Linked DNA regions of Mus musculus: region 2 is linked to region 1. Evidence: chromatin contacts called from ENCODE Hi-C or POLR2A ChIA-PET data. All regions are on one chromosome and are shown on one strand. Each heading gives the region's core, a stretch centred on a gene start or an enhancer-like site at or near the end of the contact. The rest is flanking DNA. Distances are from core to core; before and after follow the strand shown. Region 1 holds the start of Ugp2 (UDP-glucose pyrophosphorylase 2). Region 2 has its middle 45 kb from the start of Ugp2.

Region 1 (5,558 bases), core at 2,131-4,630:
GGCAATGGGTTTAATCCCCATTACCAAGAAAAAAAAAATCCCAAACAACTAAAAACAACAAAACCTCACCTTAATATCCCTTATTAGATAATGCTCATGGTAAGCAGCTAATACAGCTTATTAAATCATCAAGATGTTGTATTTGCTGCTCTTACATACTTCGTCCCACATTCATATTCTAGATGAAAAGCATAGAAACTAAGAGTCATTACTTCTAAATATGAATTAACGGTTCTTGTATAGTAGAGACCAGGATACAATACTGTGAATGAAAAGATGTAACAACACCAAATCTATCACTCAATACACACTTATGGAATATTTTCCATGTAGCAAATACTGACAAACACTACATCTAAAGAGGCAGCAAAGATTATGCTCAAAAACAAGGAAGCAGGCATTGGGTTTGTTGTTGTTAGAGTGTTATTGTATAGGAGCTATGGCTGAGGCTAGTGGCAGGGTTCTTAAGTAGCATGGCTGAGGCTGTGGGTTTGCTCACAAGGCATAAGACCAGTTAAAACAAAGTTTTGCTTTGTTTTGTGTGTTTTTCTGTTTTCCTATGGGGAAGTAGGAAGATGGACTGAAGTAAATTAGAGGCAGGACTTCTGTGGCCCTTGGGGGACAGCACAGCTCACCAGAAACTGGCGTCCAGGTGTCTATTCTGTTTGTTACCTCACCTGACCTCTTTATCTGTAATCTGACTTGGGGGAAAAGTGGTCAGGGTCTGCAGAGATGCCTTAGTAGTTAAGAGCACTAGCTCTTACAGAGTACCTTGGTTGGGTTCCTAGCACAGAGTGATTCATAACCTTCTTTAATTCCAGGTCTAGGGGATCCCATGACCTCTTCTGGCCTCTACAGGCACCAGACACAAACATGGCGCACTCAATACACGTAAAATAAAAATTCTTAAAAGAAAAAAATCAAACAGAAGAGACTCCCCATTCCGACCCCATCCCATGGCTATCCCCACCCCCAGGTGTGTGTGTGTGTGTGTGTGTGTGTGAGAGAGAGAGAGAGAGAGAGAGAGAGAGAGAGAGAGAGAGAGAGAGCTGAATGTAAAGAGAGAAACAAACAATTGGTTTATGGTCCTGAAGAGCCTCAGGTTTTACATCCCTATCCCGTGATTTGTCAGCTGAGCTATTTTCCTCATTCTTAAGGAGTGAGATACTCTATCTGAAGATCTGGAATTTAAATTCAAGCCCCTCTCTAAAGAAATTTCATTTGCAAGGCACTATATAAACATAGCATTTAGAAATGTGGTTTCTCTGGTGCTTCTGGCCAAGAGTCAGCCCCTCACTATAAAGTTAACCACGGAAGATGGGTAATGGTTTACTTTCTGGGGACTTGTTTTAAAGTAGTGAATGCCCAACATTCTTTGTGTCCTTTGTGTCAGTAGTTACTCAATCATAAATCAAGATGCCAATTCTTAGGAACTACCAAATGTTTTTGCTAGATTTAAAGATCGTTTCTCCCCTTGTTAATCTTCTGTGGAAGTCAAAAATAACTGGCCATTCTATTATATAATAAGCCTGGGAAAGTTAAAGATTCCTTGTTGCACGTAAGTTTTTGCAGGCTGACTTACATGAGGAGCCCCAGGTCTTTGGTTCTGTTTTAGTGCTTACACTGACTGATAAATATAGTTCATTCACTGCTGGAACAATTTCTCTACTGTTCAGAGAGGATGTAGAGTCTAAGCAAAAACTCCAGAGCAAGTGTCGTTATTAAACTGACGTCATTTGTTATTTTAGAAATTTTTTTCATTTGGAGAAAGTTATTTTCTTAGCTGAGATATTTGGATGCCTAAGGTTTTTGGATTCTACATAAGCAACATGAACACTATCTTTTCCTGTGTTGTTTAATAACATTTCCATATGAACCCAAAGGACTGAATAATGAAAGCTCTCTCTTTTCTAGAGAATAATTTAGAAATTCTCATTTACCTTGGCTGAATAATGTTGTACATTTCAAACCCTTCTGGAAGTGCTTGGTTACAGAACTGACAAACCAAGTAGGGTAACGCGAGAATGTTAAAGAAGACAGGCAGTCTTACAGGCTTAAATGGTTGGCAAGACTAGCTGTGATTGGGCACACCTCAGGGAGTCCCCAGACGGGTGCCAACGTTCTGGCTTTTAACTTCATCTTTCTTTTGGAGACTTCAAGATCTATCATCAGCATCTTAAGGATAATAAGTCATTTTCACTTTGGCTAGAAAAGTAAACGCCCAATTCCAGCACAAACGTGCCCAGGAGTGGGATTCGAGGCAAGGCGAATAGTGATGGCTCTTTCTGGAGAGCCTTTATTTGGCATTCCCTTCGACGCCCCCAGGCCCTCCTCCTGTTGGTGAGCCACACACATCCCATCCCTTTACTTGATTCTGAAAAGGTTGCCTTAACCCTCCTCAAACCCTAATTGGTGGCAGAGCCTTTGGGTCCTCTTGAGAAGAGCCTGGTGTCCCTGAGGAAGGGGAGTTCAAGGTTTCCTCAACGGGCAAATTCTGGTGGAGTGCAAACACAAGCACACGCTTCGGTTTTCTCACACGCTCGTGGCATCTGCAAACAGCAAGCAGAGACAGACGTGCTTGGCACCGTGCTGCTGCCTGTGCAGCTCCCACGCGTGGGATTCCCGCCTTCGCTTCTGCGCCCGCCTCCCTCGGGCCTCGAACGCCCCGCCCCCTGCCACCTCCGCGTGTCTCATTGGCCAGGTCCTTAGGCAAACTTCGGCTCCGGACTGGCGGCTGTGCCTGTCGCTCTGAGCAGTAGGGACATTTCCGCATTGGGAGGGGGGAAGGAGGGGGAGGGGAGGTGTGTGGCGAAAGTGGGGGCTCCGGTGTCCGGAGGCGGCGGGCTGGAGGGTCAGGGGCTGCGCACGCTGGCGCCAGGCTCCAGGTGTTTGCGTGTGACGGGAGCGGAGGGGAGGTCGCCTCGGCCACGCTCGTGCAGCGTGCGAGACCTGATTCCAGGCCCCCAACTTCTCAGCCCTCGAGGGAATAGGAAGGTGGGTGTCGCTTAAGGGGCGGGCCGGGCTCCGAGCGACCTCCTTGTGGGGTCCTGCTCCGAAAGGCGTGGCCGGGGGCCGACAGTGGGGCGTGGAAGAGTAGGGGGCGGGCGGGCGGGCGGGCGAGGGCGTGTCAGGGAGGGCCAGGCCTCCCGGGGGGTCTGGGCGGCCAGGCCCGGGGGGCAGGGAGGGGGCGAGCCGGGCCCTGGTGTGGAGCGGCTGCGTAGGGGAGGGCGGCCAGTGGAGGCCGCGGGCAGCTGTCTGCCCGAGTGCGGAATTCGCAGCATCTCCGAGTCCCGGCTATTTATGGGCTGGAGAAAAGGTTGCGTTGCCCCTTCGCCGGCCTCCCCGCCTCCCGATCTACACGGGGCGCCAGCAGCTCGCCGCTGGACGGCCGCCGGCGAGGGGCCTCGGGGTGCGGCCGGGGGCCTGCGGCAGTCCTGCCCTAGAGGGCGTGGAGACCGGAGGGCGGTGAAGCGGCTCTAGGTCCGCCTCTCCATTGATGAAATTTAAGTTCGTCTGGTTTTACCTTTTCCGGAGTCTCCAGTCGTCCCCTGTTGGTGTCGGGATCGCTGAGTAGCCTGGAGTTCCCTCCCAAGCTGAGTCGGTCCCACCAAGTTTTCCGTCTTCAGGATTTTTCTTTTTAAAGACTAGTTTTGATTTTTTTTCCCCCCGAATTCTTCTTTAAGTAGTTAAACATCGGAGGAGAAAGAACACTTCGGTTGCAGGGAAGGGAGAGAGACCTTCCTTACAACGTAGATTCTAGAAATTGAAAATTATAAGCCAGATTATTTTAATAAGATCCTAAAATGTCGAGATTTGTACAAGGTAAGACATTTTGCTTTCTGTCTCTTGGCTGCTTCGTCCGATTTTGAATATTGGTAGTCTCTAAGTAAGTGGGTAGTTTGTAACTGGAAGTGTTCATTTGTGATACCGTTTGCCAGACCTTTTTGGTTAAATTGGTATTTAAGCTGCTTTGCGCCACTTATTGGGTTGGCATTTCATATACGTGTTTGTATGCCTCTGCGCCCTGCAGGGGTTATTTCTACCTTCTAAAATCAGTTTTAATAGTATTCTGACATCGTGGATAGTAATTGTAAAAATCAAAACAGGATTTTTGACTGCTGATTAATTCTTGTTCCCTTCTTGCACTCGATGATAAGTTAGTTATCTTTGTGGGACAAGGAAACCCAGAGGGCTAGGGACAGGCAGATGCGTTTGTCAAGACTAGTAGGAAGCTCTCCACTTCTTTTCTGTGTGTACGTGGATTGAGTCTCAGAGTAATTTATTGCGAAATCAGTAGTTTGTAGACACTGGAGGTCATACCAGTCAGAGAAATGACTTTGCTGCAGTGCTCTTAGCTTTTTCTTTTTTAATATAGAAAGATTATGCTTTCTTTAAATTTGAAAATTACCATTCAAATCTGTATATGTGTAAATAATGCATTTAGCAAATACCCCTCAACCAAGCTGTAGTATTGCAATTGGGTGCTGCCTTAAACTTCTGTCACAAAACTGTATAGAGTTTGCCTATAAGAAGCCTTTCCTTCCAGACCCCAGTGTGTGAAAGCTTCAGCCATCTTGCTTAATACATGCAGTAAAGTTTGCAACCGCTTCACGTGATCCTCAGTGACTGTCCATGCACCTTTCCCCTTTCCTTTTAAAGTTATGCTAGGGATGTCCATCATTTGACCCTGGAAATGAAAATGCCATACAGGCTTATGCCCCACTTTACTAACTCTTAAGTTTTTCATATTAGATTAAAGGAATCTGCCTTCATTATTATGGAAACAGATGGGACCGTTATGCCTGTCTGCCTTCAGCACTAAGCTCAGAAATGTCATTTTGCCATTATGTTTGAAGTTGGTGTTACAGTTGACATGAAGCTAGAGGTTTCTAAATCGAGAAGACACAGGTGGCTGTGGACATTGCTACCCACTTTTTAAAAGCCCATTATTTTAAAGTACTTCTACAGTTTTCAAAATACTGCACAAGTGTCAAAATGAAGAAATTAACGTGTTTGCATTAACTAAGCTATAAGCTCAGTCTGATTCCTATCTCCATGATGCAATTCAAGACGACACATTTGATTTAAGCAGGCAGTTTTGTACAAAAAGATGATACTCCAAATATGTTTAACTCAGTCCTGGAATGTATCATTGCGCCATTGTTGTGTTTAAGTGTGAGCTCTAAGTGCTTATCGTGGTTACTGTTAGAAATGAGAAAACTAATTGGCTAATGTCAGAGTTGTCTACGCATATCAGTTTTCAAGTATAAGAGTTGGAAACTTCTGTGTTCTCTCTTTTTAAAAGCAGTCCAGTGCTGACCCTCCCCTCCCCCAGAAGTTGCTGAGGCTTCTTCCCACTGGCTGGTACACGGCCTGTGCTGCTTCACGGGAAAGTGCTAACCAGTGCCAGGCCATAGCTATTTCAAGTCGCCTCGTTTAAGCTTCTGAGCCCTAAGGAGTACTTTACAGCTGATGAAGATGCCCAGAGATGAGCTGGGGAGAAGTCCTGGAAATCCTGAGTTGTGTTCAGCTCCTGTCCTTTCCAACAACTTCCGTTG
Region 2 (5,558 bases), core at 1,904-4,403, 44 kb before region 1:
TGTAGTTCTATCCACCACAGTGTTACAGGTTAGAGATAACTATTTAAGATGATTGCAGGGGCTGAAGAGATAGTGCAGTCAGTAAGTGCGTGTCCTGCAAGGACAGGGCCCCTAGTTTGATCCCCCAATGTTTACATAAGATAAGGTATTGGGAGGGCAAAGGGGCACAGTACCAGGCTCAGTGTGTATAAATGTTGTTTTGGGTAAGAGGAGACTATGAGGCCAGTGGGCTCAAGCATAAGAACTGCAGGATCCTCTTATGAAGGACTTAGCTACTTCACTACGCATCCCCAGTACCAAGTAGTAGTGTCCTATCAAGGCTGTGAGGTGTGTACTGAATCAAGGCCTCGCAGAATAGCTCAACCATCAATGTAGCCTGTTCAAATGTCTCAGACTTCTTTTTTTAAAAAAAGATTTACTTATTATTATATGTAAGTGCCCTGTAGTTGTCCTCAGAAACACCAAAATAGGGCATCAGATCCCATTACAGATGATTGCTGGAATTTGAACTCACAACCTCTTAACCACTGAGACATCTCTCCAGCCCTGTCTCAGACTTCTATGCAACACTGTTCCAAATGTGTGAATCTAAAAGCTTCCAGAAACTCCAGAACTATTTGGGAATCCATACCAAGTTTCATACTAGAAATAAAAATTAAGCTGTATAGTGTTGGCAGAACTGGCCAGGTTAGCACTCTTGGCTCAGTATACACATCTGCACAAGAAACCCTACACAACACCTAGTCCGCTGCTGCAGGAAAGATGCTAACATGTTTGTTTCTTTAGCAGAAAAACTTCAGTCAGGAAGTTTTTGAGCCTGGCTAAAGTTCTAAATCTCTGTCATGCTGGGGATCTGGTTTTCTATCAGATATTTGGGCAGAGCTACTACTGGTGGAGAAAGCACCTCTAGCCATCTTTAGCTCTAGGACCGCCCCTAACCCCAAATTGTTTGAAAGCAATATACTGGCATTTGTTTCAGTGCATAGTGCATGATAGGGAACTCATGACTGTTATGTGTGTGATTGGGAGATAGAGGACAGATGCAGGTGACTCTGCCAAAGCAGCTCCCAACTCAACCAAAGAATGAGCAGATTCTGCATGTTGGGTGACGAAAAGGCAGCAGCATAATCATTGATTCTTGTAGCCTTCATCCTTGAGTTGAGCATAAAATAGATAATCTTTATTCTAGTAAAAACTATAAATTACATTGACTGACTTTCAAATATTACACCTACATTGCATTCACAGAATAAATCCAATCTGGTTAAATATAACACCCTATTAGATGTCCTTGGATTAAATTTACATACGTGATATAAATATATCTTAGCTTTGTTTCGAGACAAGGAAGCTATATAGCCTAGCTCAGGCTGGCCTTGAAATCAAGGAGATCCTTTTGCCTGGGTCTCCCAATGTTAGGATTATAACTAAGCACAGTCATGCTCTGGTGAGCTTATAAATGCTTTATTGAGGACTTCTGTATCTGTCATGGAAGATACTGGCTGGCCTTTCTTGCATTGCATTTGTGACTTTGGGGACAATGTTACATGGTTTCATTAATCTGATTAGCAAGTGTCATCTTTGAATCAATTCTCGTAAACTAAGTCAGTTTAAGATGCTTAATTGATAGAATTCACCAGCATGTTGAAGATTTTGTATATGCCAGAGAAAGGTTTAAATTATAGATTAAATGTTTACATAGATGCAAAATAATATGACATATAAAGCTACATTTTTATATTTATTTTTGTGTCCATTTTGTCAAATCATTTAGGATAAAGGTACTTATAATGTCTTACATTTTATCATGCATGTGACACATAATGACATTGCCTTTTTATTCCTGATATCCATGAGTCATGCCTTACCTTTTCACTAATTGATATCAGCACTGGTAAACTGATTAGATTGGTTCTGTGGTTATAAAGCTCTTTTGCACATGCAAAATTATTGAGAGTCCTAAAGAAAATGAACTAATATTTTTATGTTAGAAATTTCGATTATGACAATTTAAAAATATCAATTTATTAATTAATTTAAAGCCTATGGCACTTTAATGTAAATAATACTATTTCCTATACAACAAAAATGAAGACAACTTTTATCTTATATGCCAGAGAAGCAGGATAAGAAGATAAAATGTTATTATGGAAGTCTCTGGACCTGTGACAGGGCTGTGGGCACACTGAGGATCATGGCTAGTTTTCATAAGAACATAGGAGCCAAATAAACACTCCTGAAATCAAGCAGGAGGAGCCCAGTGTTAACTCACAGACCACATTTCTCTTGACTTCAAATTCTGCCCATCCCTCAAGAGCCAGCTAAACTCTTGTCTTCAGCATCACCTCCTTCTCCCTGCTCTCAGTCCTTGCGTCTCATCTCTTGTTATGCTCCATGAAACTATTCATGAGCATACAATGCAATGGTTCTCCATTTTCTTTACATATTATGATCCACCACTAGCCTGCATGGCATTTCTAAAAATCCATATTCTCTTTTAATAAAAATATATTTCATAATCATCAACTCAGAATTCCCCACATCCTCAACACTACCCGTTTCAATTTTTTGTTTAATTCTTTACTCCCTATTTGTATTAGAAAAATCTATTCTCATTTTTCAAATAAAATATAATGCTAAGTATACTTTTTTCAAGTCACTGTGTCTCACTTCCCCCCACCCCACTCTTGCACATCTGCCACAGCACTTCCACAGCTGTGCTCTGGCTCCAGACAGCCTTGTCTTTGATGTCCTTGTGCTCACATTTTAGCCATGCAAGCTGCTTGTTTCTGTCCTGCGTGAGTCCTCAGAGTGATGCCAGAGTGATTTCCGGGCCTGTGCACAGTGCTTGGCCCCGAGGAGGACTGGAGCAATACATTCTTACTAAAAGTATTGCTTTACATTGAGACAAACTTCCAGTTATGCAAGAAGCGAATAGAAAGGTTCATATGTGGGTCATGGAAACTATAGCCAGAGTACAATCTGGAAGAAACAGATAGAAGGATTATTTGTTCCTCCCCAGATAGTTTTCCTATTACATAATTTCCTTGTAAGCACAGAACTCCCAAGGACATACTTGTCCTGATCAGAAGTAGGAGCTGAAGTGTAGCAAACAGAAGGAGCCTCCTCAGGGGGAGAGCCGCAGCAGTTTAATCGGCCCTCCGGGTCTGAGTCAGCACACCTGCCACTCTGTTTAATAACAGCTATCTTCTCAGAGCAACACATTTTTGTGTTCTCAACAACCGATGAATAACACATGAATGGCCCAGAGAATAACATTTATTCTGATAACTAACTTCAGGCAGAATGGACACCATGTGGAAAATAAAAGGGGAGAAGAGAGGGTCGGCTGTGGTGTGGTGGAGTTCTTCTAGATCTGAAAAGAGAATGAGACCTGAAAAACAGGCTAAGTGCTCAGCTTGTATTTCACCTTCCACAAAGAAAACTACCTTAAAAATGGGATCTACTGGTAGACACAGCTGAAGAAACAGCTCTATTACATATTCCAAAAGGAGTATTTCTTATCTTTTGCCAGTTGGTGCTAGTTCCCCCCACTCCCCGGCCCCCTTATTATTATTCCCGCAAAGCTGCACCCACACTGTTTACTTTTTATCTTTCCTATATTCTACTACTGTCTAAAAGAAAAGAAAAGACATAAGTTGGCTCTAGAATGTTCTGCACACATTTATTGAATATAAAAATATGTTTCAGGTACCAAATAGTTGAATTGCTGGATGGTATACATGCTGGTTAACTGGGGGGAGAGAAGCAGAAAGATCAGATGGGGTGTGTATTTAAGTGCCTATGTAACTCAAGTACCACAAACTATTTTACACATACCAACCAGAAGTTCAACTGTTTGCTCTCTCCTCCCATTTTAATGGAATAACTATGAAATGTCTCCTGAAAATTTGTATGCTGTGCATTTAGTCTGCAGACCATGGGGTTATTTTGGGAGGTTCTGGGAACTTTAGAAACTGAGAGCTGATTGGAGGGAGTCAGTCTGTCACTGGAAAGTTGATGATCGCCTCCCAAAACATGGGATCAAGCCATGGGCTGCACTGTTTGAAACTGTGGGCAAAAATAAATATACAGCTAAACAAATGTAATATAGTACCAGAAAAATGGACTAGACTTAATAATGTGGTTCTTAAACCTTTGGTGCTGGTTTGTAGGGAACATTTGGAGACCTGTGATAGGGGAAGCCTAGAACACTGTATGAAGACTTAATGGTTGGTTCTGGTAGGTGCTTGGAAGACCATGATGCTGACAAAGAGATGAACAGTAAACCAGTATGTACTCATGGAGCTGGGGAGAGGTTCAGTGGGTAAACCATTTGCTGCATGAATACAAGCACCTGAGAACTCACAGAAAAAGCCAGTGTGAACCTGAAACCTCAGTGCTGGGGACAGAGACAGGCAAATCCCAGGGATTTGTTGGCCATTCTAGCCAAAATCATGAGTGCCAGGTTCAGTAAGAGACCTTATTTCAAATACATGGTAGGGAATGATAGAGGAAAGATACCCATCTTTAACATCTGGTCTCCATATGGACCTCTGCCCCTGTCAGCTCTTCCAAACACATGCACACAGAGAGACTCCACATAGAAGGTTTCAGTTGGGAACAGAATTCTGTTGGGAATCCTGATAGAGGCCACACTTAAAACATTCTGGTCAAGAGGTTGTCTACTTTTTATCTTGAATCCCGAAGCTTTGGTGAGACTGAATAATCTAATTCATTGAGTTGGAGGAGGTTACAAGGCAGCATAGAATTTGGGCTGTGGCATGGCTATTGCTAACTGCTTTTTCCACGTTTATGATGAGAATGGGGTTGGGGAAGAACAGAAAGATTTAAAACTTTGCAATTGGCCAGAGAGAGAATCATGTTAAAAGTTGCAGACAGGAGGGTGTGGCTGCTAGAGACAGTTTTGGGGGTTAGTTGTTTGTTTTGCACTGGGACAATAGGAAGTGTGCCTGAGGGCATCTCAGGAGTGTGCCAGCCTCTGCTCCAGAGTAGAATATATCAGGTTTTAAACTCTTCTGAAAGATTGCTTTGAACAGAGAGCTCCATCTTCTGCTACCCATCATGTCAGAGGCTCTTGGACCATGGGGCCTAGGCACTGCTGGAGCTGAAGGTAGAGCCTTGGCATCATTCGTGTAGTGCGGTATTTGTAGGCACTCAAGGAAAGGGTTGTGGAATCAAGGCTTCCACACAATGTCAAAAGAAGGAGAGGAGGCTGGAAAGGTTGATAAGAATAAGAACCCGGCTTTTGCCTCAGGATCGGCGGGAACCATCTTGGTTCAGGACTCCACCAAAAGTAGTCTGCACAGGTGAGAGTGTGCACACAGAAGCTGACAGCTTCTGGGACAGGCAGGAGTCACAGAGCTTCTGAGGCAGTGCCCTTTTCGGGCTCCAGACATCCAACCACCTTCCCGGCCAGAGGACACGTGTCTGCCTGGCCCGAGAGTCTTTTGCCTCAGGATCAGTGGGAGCCATCTTGGTTCCAGGACTCTGCAGAAAGTAGTCTGCACAGGTGAGAGTATGGATTACAGAAGCTA

The links. A loop is a pair of places that touch in the nucleus more often than their neighbours do. ChIA-PET counts read pairs that join two places held with the same protein, here RNA polymerase II (POLR2A).
Region 2: a loop to region 1 is called in a map of heart, with 2.0 times the contacts of the local background. The contact joins the enhancer-like site here to the promoter of Ugp2 in region 1. A Hi-C loop is called at or near these places in 4 of 37 maps with a recorded cell type or tissue (gastrocnemius, heart and regulatory T cell). POLR2A ChIA-PET finds 5 or more read pairs at or near these places in 1 of 5 experiments (Patski).

Annotation. Positions count from the first base shown.
Region 1 is chr11:21,368,451-21,374,008 of GRCm38, reverse strand. Ugp2 (UDP-glucose pyrophosphorylase 2) reads left to right here and starts at 3,380. Exons shown (of 10, transcript NM_139297.6): 1 at 3,380-3,822. The coding sequence starts at 3,804.
Region 2 is chr11:21,412,551-21,418,108 of GRCm38, reverse strand. No RefSeq gene overlaps it. Among named protein-coding and RNA genes, the nearest start is that of Ugp2, 45 kb to the right of the region's middle. Within about 2 kb of position 3,153, at least 1 of the 3 ENCODE cell types and tissues checked has a DNase peak (open chromatin) inside an H3K27ac peak, as active enhancers do; it is heart, where a contact is called at or near this core.